2 separate regions of the Homo sapiens genome follow, and region 2 is linked to region 1. Evidence: chromatin contacts called from ENCODE Hi-C or POLR2A ChIA-PET data. All regions are on one chromosome and are shown on one strand. The core of a region is the stretch at or near the end of the contact, and the rest is flanking DNA. Distances in the headings are between cores, read along the strand shown. Region 1 overlaps SPEF2 (sperm flagellar 2). Region 2 overlaps CAPSL (calcyphosine like).

Evidence for each region. A loop is a pair of places that touch in the nucleus more often than their neighbours do. ChIA-PET counts read pairs that join two places held with the same protein, here RNA polymerase II (POLR2A). Pooled maps may share reads with other maps.
Region 2: a map of CD4-positive, alpha-beta memory T cell shows a loop between it and region 1 (6-fold over the local background). The contact joins two enhancer-like sites. A Hi-C loop is called at or near these places in 3 of 168 maps with a recorded cell type or tissue (CD4-positive, alpha-beta memory T cell and naive thymus-derived CD4-positive, alpha-beta T cell), 1 of 37 single-sample maps with no recorded cell type and 12 of 50 pooled maps. POLR2A ChIA-PET finds 5 or more read pairs at or near these places in 8 of 52 experiments (CD4-positive, alpha-beta memory T cell, CD8-positive, alpha-beta memory T cell, H1 and 4 more).

What each region holds. Positions count from the first base shown.
Region 1 is chr5:35,808,789-35,813,562 of GRCh38, forward strand. The region is part of intron 36 of SPEF2 (sperm flagellar 2); the gene reads left to right. Among named protein-coding and RNA genes, the nearest start is that of IL7R, 46 kb to the right of the region's middle. Within about 2 kb of position 1,988, at least 3 of the 41 ENCODE cell types and tissues checked have a DNase peak (open chromatin) inside an H3K27ac peak, as active enhancers do.
Region 2 is chr5:35,921,351-35,926,124 of GRCh38, forward strand. The region is part of intron 1 of CAPSL (calcyphosine like); the gene reads right to left. Among named protein-coding and RNA genes, the nearest start is that of CAPSL, 15 kb to the right of the region's middle. RefSeq lists a silencer at 3,577-3,871. Within about 2 kb of position 2,926, at least 3 of the 41 ENCODE cell types and tissues checked have a DNase peak (open chromatin) inside an H3K27ac peak, as active enhancers do.

The DNA of each region.
Region 1 (4,774 bases), core at 738-3,237:
TATGTATATATGTAAAACCCAATATATATACATATATGTATGTAACATATACATATATTTTTTAAATATATATGTAAAAAAATTGGGTTTTACATATATATATATATATATAAAACAAGCTAGCAGCTGTTTAGACACGAAGCCTATGCAGTAGTGAAATATGATTACAGCATGTAAGAACACAGGCTCTGGAATCAGGTCATGGGACTGAATCTCAGGTCTACCCCTCAGTAACTCCCTGACCTTAACTTTCTCCTAATCCTGGCTTTCTCGTCTGTTAAATGGGGATGAAACATTCATATTCAAAGGGTGGTGGTGAGGATTAAGTGAGGTCATGCATGTAAAGCACTTGGCATGGTATCTGACACAGGGGAAGTGCTACAGAAATGATGGCTGTTAGGGGTACTATTCAATACTGATCACCTACTACTGAGACCCGTAGTATAAGCTTCCATAGGAGAGAGAAAATTGAGTACATAATTTGGTCACTGCTCTAAAAAAATTTAACTCCTTTTTGCAAGATAATTTTTACATGCAGGAATTGCAAGAAAGTGATATAAGTTAAACCAACCAAGTGCAAAATTATAGGAATTCAATACTTGACATTTTTGTGCTGGAAGTGTGGAGGGAGTCTGCCCAAGAAGGAATAAGCTAGGTCTTGAACGATAGCCAGGGTTTGGGAAAGTGGAGAGAGGGAAAGGGACGTCTACATGGATTTTGCTGTTGGGGTAGGGAGGCAGCAGAGTCCTGGGTGAAGGCAAGGTCTGGGGAAGGCATGGAAGAAGGACTGCAGGAGCCCCACCCCATGAATAGCCTGGGAAAGGTATAAAATGATCCCATTAAATTGGTCAGATCAGGCCAGATTGCGAAGAACCCAGATGTCACAAAGGGAAATGTGGATTCCATTTGAAAAGCAAGAGAGAATGAACAGGCTGCTGAGCAGAGCATGATATGATGTTAATTTCTTCATCCCTAAGCATTCCTTGGGGATATTGTGCCATAATGTCATCCTGCACAACGTGGATTCCATAGGCCCATCTCTCTAGACTGCATTTTAGCTTACATTCCCTGCTCCACATATCAGGGAACAGCTCTCTTACATTGAACCAGTAAAATAATTTGCAAAATCCTTTGGAATTATGTAAAATAGGACTTATTTTATATTGCTGATTACAAGTAGGAGCATAAAAATGATGCCACAATTATTTCCTCTCATACTGGAAAGAAAACTCCCACAAAATCAGTATGACTTGAAAATATCTTCACTCTGAGCAGAGTGATTAAATATGATGAACTTGCAAAGAAGATTCTATTTGACAATTTGCTTGAGAAAAGAAAATAGCCAACAGATGGCTACCTTCAAGAGTTAGCCTTTCCGAATAGGTGTTCTGACTTCCCAGGAAACCTGTCATCCATAAGACTCCCCCACTTTATTTTTTTGAGACAGAGTTTTGCTCTTGTTGCCCAGGCTGGAGTGCAGTGGCATGATCTGGGCTCACTGCAACCTCCACCTCCTGGGTTCACACGATTCTCCTGCCTCAGCCTCCTGAGTAGCTGGGATGACAGGTGCCTGCCACCACGCCCAGCTAATTTTTTGTATTTTTAGTAGAGATGGGGCTTCACTATGTTGGCCAGGCTGGTCTCGAACTCCTGACCTCAGGCGATCCACCCGCCTCAGCCTCCCAAAGTGCTGGAGGACTCCTTTTAAGTTATACATTCCCCTCATTTCTGAAGGAGTGTCAGCAACTAGCAATGTTAACTGAAGTACTATTGGCATTTGGAGCAGCACAGTTCCTCTTTGAGGATAACTGTCCCAAGTGTGGCAGAATACCTAACATTTCAGGCCCTACCCCCTGTATTCCAGGAACATCCTGACATACTGATCTCCAAAACCACCTCTGCCTGCACATTTGCCAAGCTTTCCTTGATGCACAGTACCCCTCTGGCTGAAAGCCACCCAGCAGCAGGGTGTCTGTCTTCTGTTAACCAGTCTCACAATACCTGTAGCACCTGGCATTCTCATAGCAGAGAGTTAGTTAGTGAGTTAGTTCATTGCCAGAATGCTTCTCTAAGATATACCTGAGTCATCTACTTTAACTCTCCCTCCTCAAGTCCTCCACACCTCTTCCTGGTCACTCCACCAAGGAATCTAATTAGAGGCCAGTAAACTACCACCCAGGGGACTCATTTGTATGATGGTCCATCAAGAAGAGTTGTGCCTGTGTCCTGAAAAGTCTACATTCTAATATTTACAGTGAAAAAGGGTCCCTTTCCAGTAAGGTGTTCTATTCTCATTTTTGCTAAAAAAAAAAATAATAAATAATAAAATAAAAACAAAAGAAATGAAGGAATGGAGAGAAAAGAATCTTTGAAGACTCAAACCACTGCACTCGTCCTGTCATTTTTTGCTTCAGATATCCATGTACAAGTAAATAGATCACATTTTTATAATACACTTCAACCACAGTGATGTCATCTGAAGATCTTTCAAGATAAGAAGAGCAAAAGCTAGAGTGTGGTTTTTCAGGTTAAAATGTTGTTTGCTATTATAAACAGTGGGAAGTGAAGGTTGTTGCCTAACAGCTCTATGTTTACAAGGTTCTTGTTTAGAAGTGACAACATTTTAAGATACATATTTGAAAAAAATAAGTATGCATAATTGTAATAATGCATTTAAGGTGTACTGGCTTTTGGTTATGAGAGTGGGCTCTGGAGCTGCACTGACTGGGTTCATACCTATGAAGTGTGTGGCCTTCGGCAAGTGACCTCAAAGTGCCTTGGTGTCTGCATCTGTAAAATAGGGCCAATGATCATAGTCACCTCATGGTGGGGGGGGTGGGGTTTGTACAAATTAAAGGAGATAATACATATAAAGTGTTTAACTCAGTTCCTGGAAGATAGAAAGCACTCAATATATATGAGATACTACTACTACTACTATTAGGTTCGTGCAAAAGTAGTTGCAGTTTTTGCCATTACTTTTTTTTTTTTTTTTTTTTGAGACAGAGTCTCGCTCTGTTGCTCAGGCTGGAGGGTTGGATTGCTGGATTCAGTGGTGCAATCTTGGCTCACTGCAAGCTGCACCTCCCGGGTTCACGCCATTCTCCTGCCTCAGCCTCCCGAGTAGCTGGGACTACAGGTGCCTGCCACCACGCCCGACTAATTTCTCCATATTTTTTTTATTAGAGATGGGTTTTCAATGTGTTAGCCAGGATGGTCTCGATCCCCTGATCTCGTGATCCGCCCACCTTGGCCTCCCAAAGTGCTGGGATTACAGGCATGAGCCACCGCACCTGGCCTCCCATTACTTTTGATGGCAAAGAACCACAATTACTTTTGCACCAACCTACTTCTACTACTGCTGGTCTGTAGTAGTTACCGTGCACAAGAAATTCTGAATCACGTGCAATTATATGTGGATGGACTAGTGAGCTGGCATCTAATCTCTTGAACACATATGTCTTGTCTTTGGAAAAAAAGAAGGACTTTACTGGTGCAGTGCCATGATGATAAAGGGTCCAAATTGAAGTCCCAGGAAGCCTCTGGTCCATACCTATGTGGAAGTTCCAGATTTTGCGTTGGACATTATAGGCATTCAGCTAAAGTCACTTATTTAATTTCCACTTTCATAGGCCTTGTACAAAAAAGTTATTTTCAAATAATGCTCCTAAATTATTAAGAAAATGATTTGTATAAATATAAGAAGATCAGTGAGGATATTGGAACTGGGTTGTTGGTGAACAAAGTCAATTTCCTGTGATAAATATATATTTATAAATGTAAATGAATAAACAATTTTCTCTAAAAACTTAATAACTTTAGTTTCTTGTGATGAACGCAGGCTCAATTATTATACATTCTTTAAAACAAATATGTAAATCAAGCATATTACCTTATAATTGAGGTTTATATTCAATAGGAGATAGCAAGAAATCTTTTAATGTTAACATTAGAATATCACCAGAAAATATCTTATAAACAAATGAATCAGGACCCAATTACATTAGGATAACATACCTATAATTATAAGTGCGAACTGAAGGAGACTTTCATCCCTCTTGTCTTCAGGGCACCTGACTTTAAAATATTCTCTAAGCTTCTCCTTTATCTTTATAACAAAATATGATAGCTGCTTCAGTGCTTTGTGTTTTCAAAGCACCAGTGTCAAACATTTTCTGGCTTTCACAGGCTCTTCTCCATTCACTGCTACTGAAAATTGTGGTCCCTGATTTCAGCTATAAATTTAGCTAAGACTGGTTTAAATATATCTGGAGCTTATCATTTTCCCCTTGCTATGGAGTGTCAGATAATCACAAGTTAGCTTATTCCTTAATCCTCAAATTAACTTTTGATAATATTAAAATGACATTAGTTATTATAAACATACTATATAAAGAAGACATGTTATTAGGAATTGTAGTGGGCTGGGCACAGTGGTTGCCATCTGTAATCCCAGCACTTTGGGAGGCTGAGGTGGGAGGATTGCTTGAGGCCAGGTGTTTGAGAGAAACCTGGTCAACAGAGCAAGACTCCTCTCTATAAAAAATTTTAAAATTAGCTGGACATGGTGACATGTGCCTGTAGTCCCAGCTACTTAGAAAACTGAGGTGGGAGGATTTCTTGAGCCTTGGAGATTGAGGCTGCAGTGAGCTATGGTCATGCCACAGCACTGCAGCCTGGGTGACAGAGCGAAACTCTATTTCTAAAAAAAATAAATAATAAATGGAAGAATTATACTGGGTAAGACTAGAAAAGTCAATGGGGAGCAGCTTTT
Region 2 (4,774 bases), core at 1,676-4,175, 110 kb after region 1:
ATCACCATTTCCCAAGATGTTTTGATCTTTCTGAAGCCCTCTTCCATCCATAAAAGAAGTGCAATTTCTCTATACTCTCTTTTTTGAACCAACATTATATACCATATTATTTTATGTAGAATTTTCCATATTCCCTTGACCCTCACATTTAATGTTCTCCTCTTTGGTCTAAACATTGATTTTGTTGCTTCTGTCTTGAATGAGATTTTCAGCACTTGATCCTTAATGATTCTTACCAGTAATGGGTATGGTCTCCTTGATTCACAGGTTAGTATCCACTAACACCTAATGAGGTTCTTAGGATGGGTGCAGTGAAGTGCTGTCTCCTGAGTGGTCCCCAAGGGACGTACAAACTCTTGTAGCCACACTTGAGCTCTCAAAGCTTGCACAACAGTGGGAAGAGCACTTAGCTGGGGGCCTGGAGACCTGGGTTATAGTCCTGACTCTTCAATCCCCACCCCTCAACTCCCCCAACCCCTCACCCCCATCTGCCTGGTAACCTGCCTGTGAGTGAATCTCACAGCCTGTTTCCTCCTCTTTTAACTGGGAGGATTGGATAAGATGGTCTTTAAATTCCATCCCAGCTTCAAAAAACACTAATTCTCATAAGTCCACATATTCAGTAAATGGGGGATTCTGGAAGTTACCTGTGAGTCGTGAATGAAAAGAATGAGAGGCAAGAGGCTCGAAGGATGTGCAAAGGACAGCATGCAATGTGCAGAAAAAAAAAAAAAAACGGTATTAGAATGTGGTTCCACCCTGGCTTCGAGGCTCCCTCCCCAGTCAAATTCTGGCACTTCCCCTAAGTGCTACATTAGGACTGAATTATTTTCATCAAAGACAGCAACCTGCAGATTCACAACCTCGTCTATGCCAAGAGTGTTGTTCTCCTATACACCCTGAAAGGTCTCCCATAGAGGGTACTCCTTATTTGACTTTTGGGAAAGGGAATCTCATCAAGCCAATAACTGAGGCCAGAATAGACAATTCAGGGATGCATACACTTAACGTGGCCACTTTCTTGCAGCCTCCACCGAGCCAAGGTACAGGATCCCTCTTTCTTGCCCTGTATTCAGATTCCCAGTATGTGGATGAAGGTGGGAGCAATTCCTTTCAGTTCTCTTGAACCTCGGGTCAAGAAGGAGACCTGTCTACGTCCCAGCTCTTTACTCCACATTAGGAAAAACTTGCTCTGTCTAAAGCTACACAGTCTTCCTCTGCTTCCACTGGCACCTAAGCAGAGGTTCCCTGGAACTCCAGACGGTGGCACACCCTGCGCTTAGAGACTTCCATCTCCGTTCTTGCCAGGCACACACAAGGAGCATGTTCCAATTCTCATCCAACAGGGACACCTGCAGCCAAGACTGTGCCCTTCCTGGCAGCTTTAGCTTTCTAATAACTGGCGTTTGCTTATTACTATTTTGTTACCTGACCTCAAGCTGACAATTCCCAGAGCTCGTTCCCAGCTTCAGCACTAACTGTCCCCTTATTAACAGCCAGAATCCTGAGTCACAGACAAGACCACCAATTCACTCATCTAGCCATGTCCTGCTGTCTTACTCATCCTTGCCTGAGCCATTCTCTTGCCCTGACCATATTCTGCTAGTGGCATGCGCCCCATCCCCACCCCAACCCCTATGGAAGCAGGAACTGGTGTCAACAACATGCCCTTCTCATTCTCTAAACCCACCTCAGAGTCTTGATCCTTCCCAGGACCACCATCATCTTTCCTGACCCTTGACCTTGCTTCATGATACTTGCCCAATGGCTGTCCCCAGCCACTCACCTCCCATTCTCATTTCCCATGACATCTCCCCTACCTTGTCCACCTTATTCATTTTGCTCTGGTTTTTCCCTGCCATCCATGACAGTAAGTGAGAATGAAGAGAAACAGAGACTAAAAACCAGTCATGGAGAGAAAGTGAGATCCAGCTCCTGGATCTGGGACAGATCCCCAGTGGGACCCTCTTTGCACACCTTCAGAATAATATTAAAGGCATCAGTGGTGCCCCCACTAGGTAGTAAGCATGTGTCCAGTTCCCACAAAAACCCCTTGAGTTGAACTGAAAACAGGAACTCAAACAAATGCACATATACCCATGTTTATAGCAGCATTATTCACAACAGCCAAAAGGTAGAAACAAACCAAATGTCCACCTATGGATAAAGGGATAAGCAAATTGTGGTATAGCCATACAGTGAAACATTCTTCAGCCATAAAAAGGAACACAGTACTGATAGATACCACAATGTGGACAAACCTTGGCCATGTTATGCTAAGTACAAGAAGCCAGACACAAAATGTCACACATTGTACGATTTCATTTATGTGAAATATTCAGAATAGGCAAATTCATAGAGACAGAAAGCAAATTAATGGTTGCAAGGGGCTGGGGTGGGAGGGCCAGTGGGGAGTGACTGCTTAATGAATGTAAAGTTTCCTTCAGGGGTAATAAAAATGTTTTGGAACTTGACATAGACGGTGGTTTATCAACATTGTGAATGTAATATACACTTTAAAATTGCTAATTTATGTTATGTGTATTCATCTCAATAAAATAAAACCCATGCACAGATGTTACTAGCTAGATTTAGTCATTCCACAATTATACATACTTCAAAACATCATGTTATACAAAGTAAATACATACAACTTTATCTGTCAATTTAAAAAAAAAATTTAAAGTGTGCTGGGCACGTAGTCATCCTGGTAAATTAGCAAAGGTTAAAAAAGAAAAACAAGCCTATGAGCTAGTTACTACTATTATTGGTATTTCACAGATAAAGAAATTAGGATGCAGAGAAATCAGGTAACTTGCCCAAGTCGCACGGAAACATGACTCACAGTAATCCACATGCTGTTAGAACTGTATGACCCTTGAAGATTCTCTAGTGCAACCTCATTTTGCAAACTTGGAAACTAAGGCTTGGGTTGGCAAAGTGACTTGCTCAAAAGTCCTGGCCAAGACCAAAACAGACGGCTTCTGATTCCTAAGGGCTCTTTCTGCTTCATCATGTTTGTGGTTTGTGAAATAACATATAAGAATCTCAAAGCACAGTTTGATGGTGCTTTCTCATAGGAAAGTGGGATCGAGTCCAGGAAGGCAAGAAACTGCCAGCCCAGTACCTCAGGCTGTCCCACCTCTTGAGGCTGACCCTACCCAGCGATGATGTTGGCAGTTTATTTCTGGAGTCTAATAAATTCAAGGGGAAAAAAGTCCATTCTCTCCTGCTAGCCTACCGTGAAACTTGAAATGCCCATAGTAAGCATCCCTTTTAATCATTGAATCACCCAGTTCACCAACCACTAGCTAACTGTATTGTGTACTCTTTTCGAGGCACTATGCTGGAATAGAGTGTGGGAGTGTGAGGAATTACTCAGAGGAGCAAGCCCTTGAATAGCCTAGAGTCTTCATTAGTTTGAATCCTGATCTCCTGTATTTAAGCAGAAGGGAAAAGTTTATTAAGCACCGGGGCTTTTAAGGAAGGCAGGATTGCACAGGATCTCAAGTGCATAAGGGAGATGCTCAGCTTTGAAGTTTCAATAAAGGCGCCAGGCACCAGGGCAAGAGTCAGTCCCCAAACATATGTCACCGACTTCATAGCAGTGCACAAAGTGTCTCTGCCTGTAGAAGACTCTGTCTGAACCTTAAAGATCCGGTGTGGTGACAACGGAGCGCATCCCTGTGCAAGGCGAAGAGGCTGCGCTCCCGACGCACTTGGCCGCAGCGCCACCACGTGTTCTCAGGCGTCTGCACATTCCCCCGGCCAGGCATGCGGTTCAGTCTCTGCCTTCCACACAGGTCTGCTAAGAGCTCAGGAAGCGCCATGCACTGTGCTAGGGGTAGGATGAAAGCAGGACCAAGACAACGCTTACAGCCTGGGGGCTGAGCAGGGGATGCAATCACAAGAGGACGGGAGGCTTACCTGGCCTGGGAGTGGGGCTTTCTGAGGACCTCTCAGAGGAGGTGATGTCTAAACTTTCATCCTAATGGAAGGTGGTAGTTATCGAGGCTGGGGACGTGGGGATAGAAGGATATTTTAGATAGCAGGTGTACCAACTACTCAGACTAAGGTGAGAGAGAAAACAATATAATTAGGAAAGTACAAGTATTTCAGTATGGTTGGAGAACAGAGGTATGGGTGGCAGGGGGAGATGAACAGTAGTGAAGATTCGGAGGAAGTAGGGAAAGGGGAATTGTGGGTAAAGATGAAACTGACCAGGCGGGCAGCCATCAGATCCCAAAGAGCCTGGGGTGCCAGGGTGGGATTTGGATTTTCTCCTGAGAGCAACAGGAGACCGCAAAGTTTTCTTAAAAAGGGAAAAATTCTTCTTAAAAAAGGAAAAAGTCTTCTTAAAAGGGGAAGAAGTCTTCTTAAAAAACAGGAGACCACAAAAAAGGGAAAAAGTCTTCTTAAAAAACAGGAGACCACAAAGTCTTCTGGCCGGGCGCGGTGGCTTACGCCTGTAATCCTAGCACTTTGGGAGGCAGAGACGGGCGGATCACCTGAGGTCAGGAGTTCAAGACCAGCCTGGCCAACATGGTGAAACTCCGTCTCTACCAATATACAAAAATTAGCCGGTCATGATGGCGGTTGCCTGTAATCCCAGCTACTCGGGAGGCTGAGGCAGGAGAATCGCTTGAACCCAGGAGACGGTGGTTACAGTGAGCCAAGATCGCGCCACTGCACTCCAGCCTGGGCGGCTGAGCTAGACTCCGTCTCAAAAAAAAAAAAAAAAAAACGAAAAAACGGGAAAGGCCGTTTGCATTGT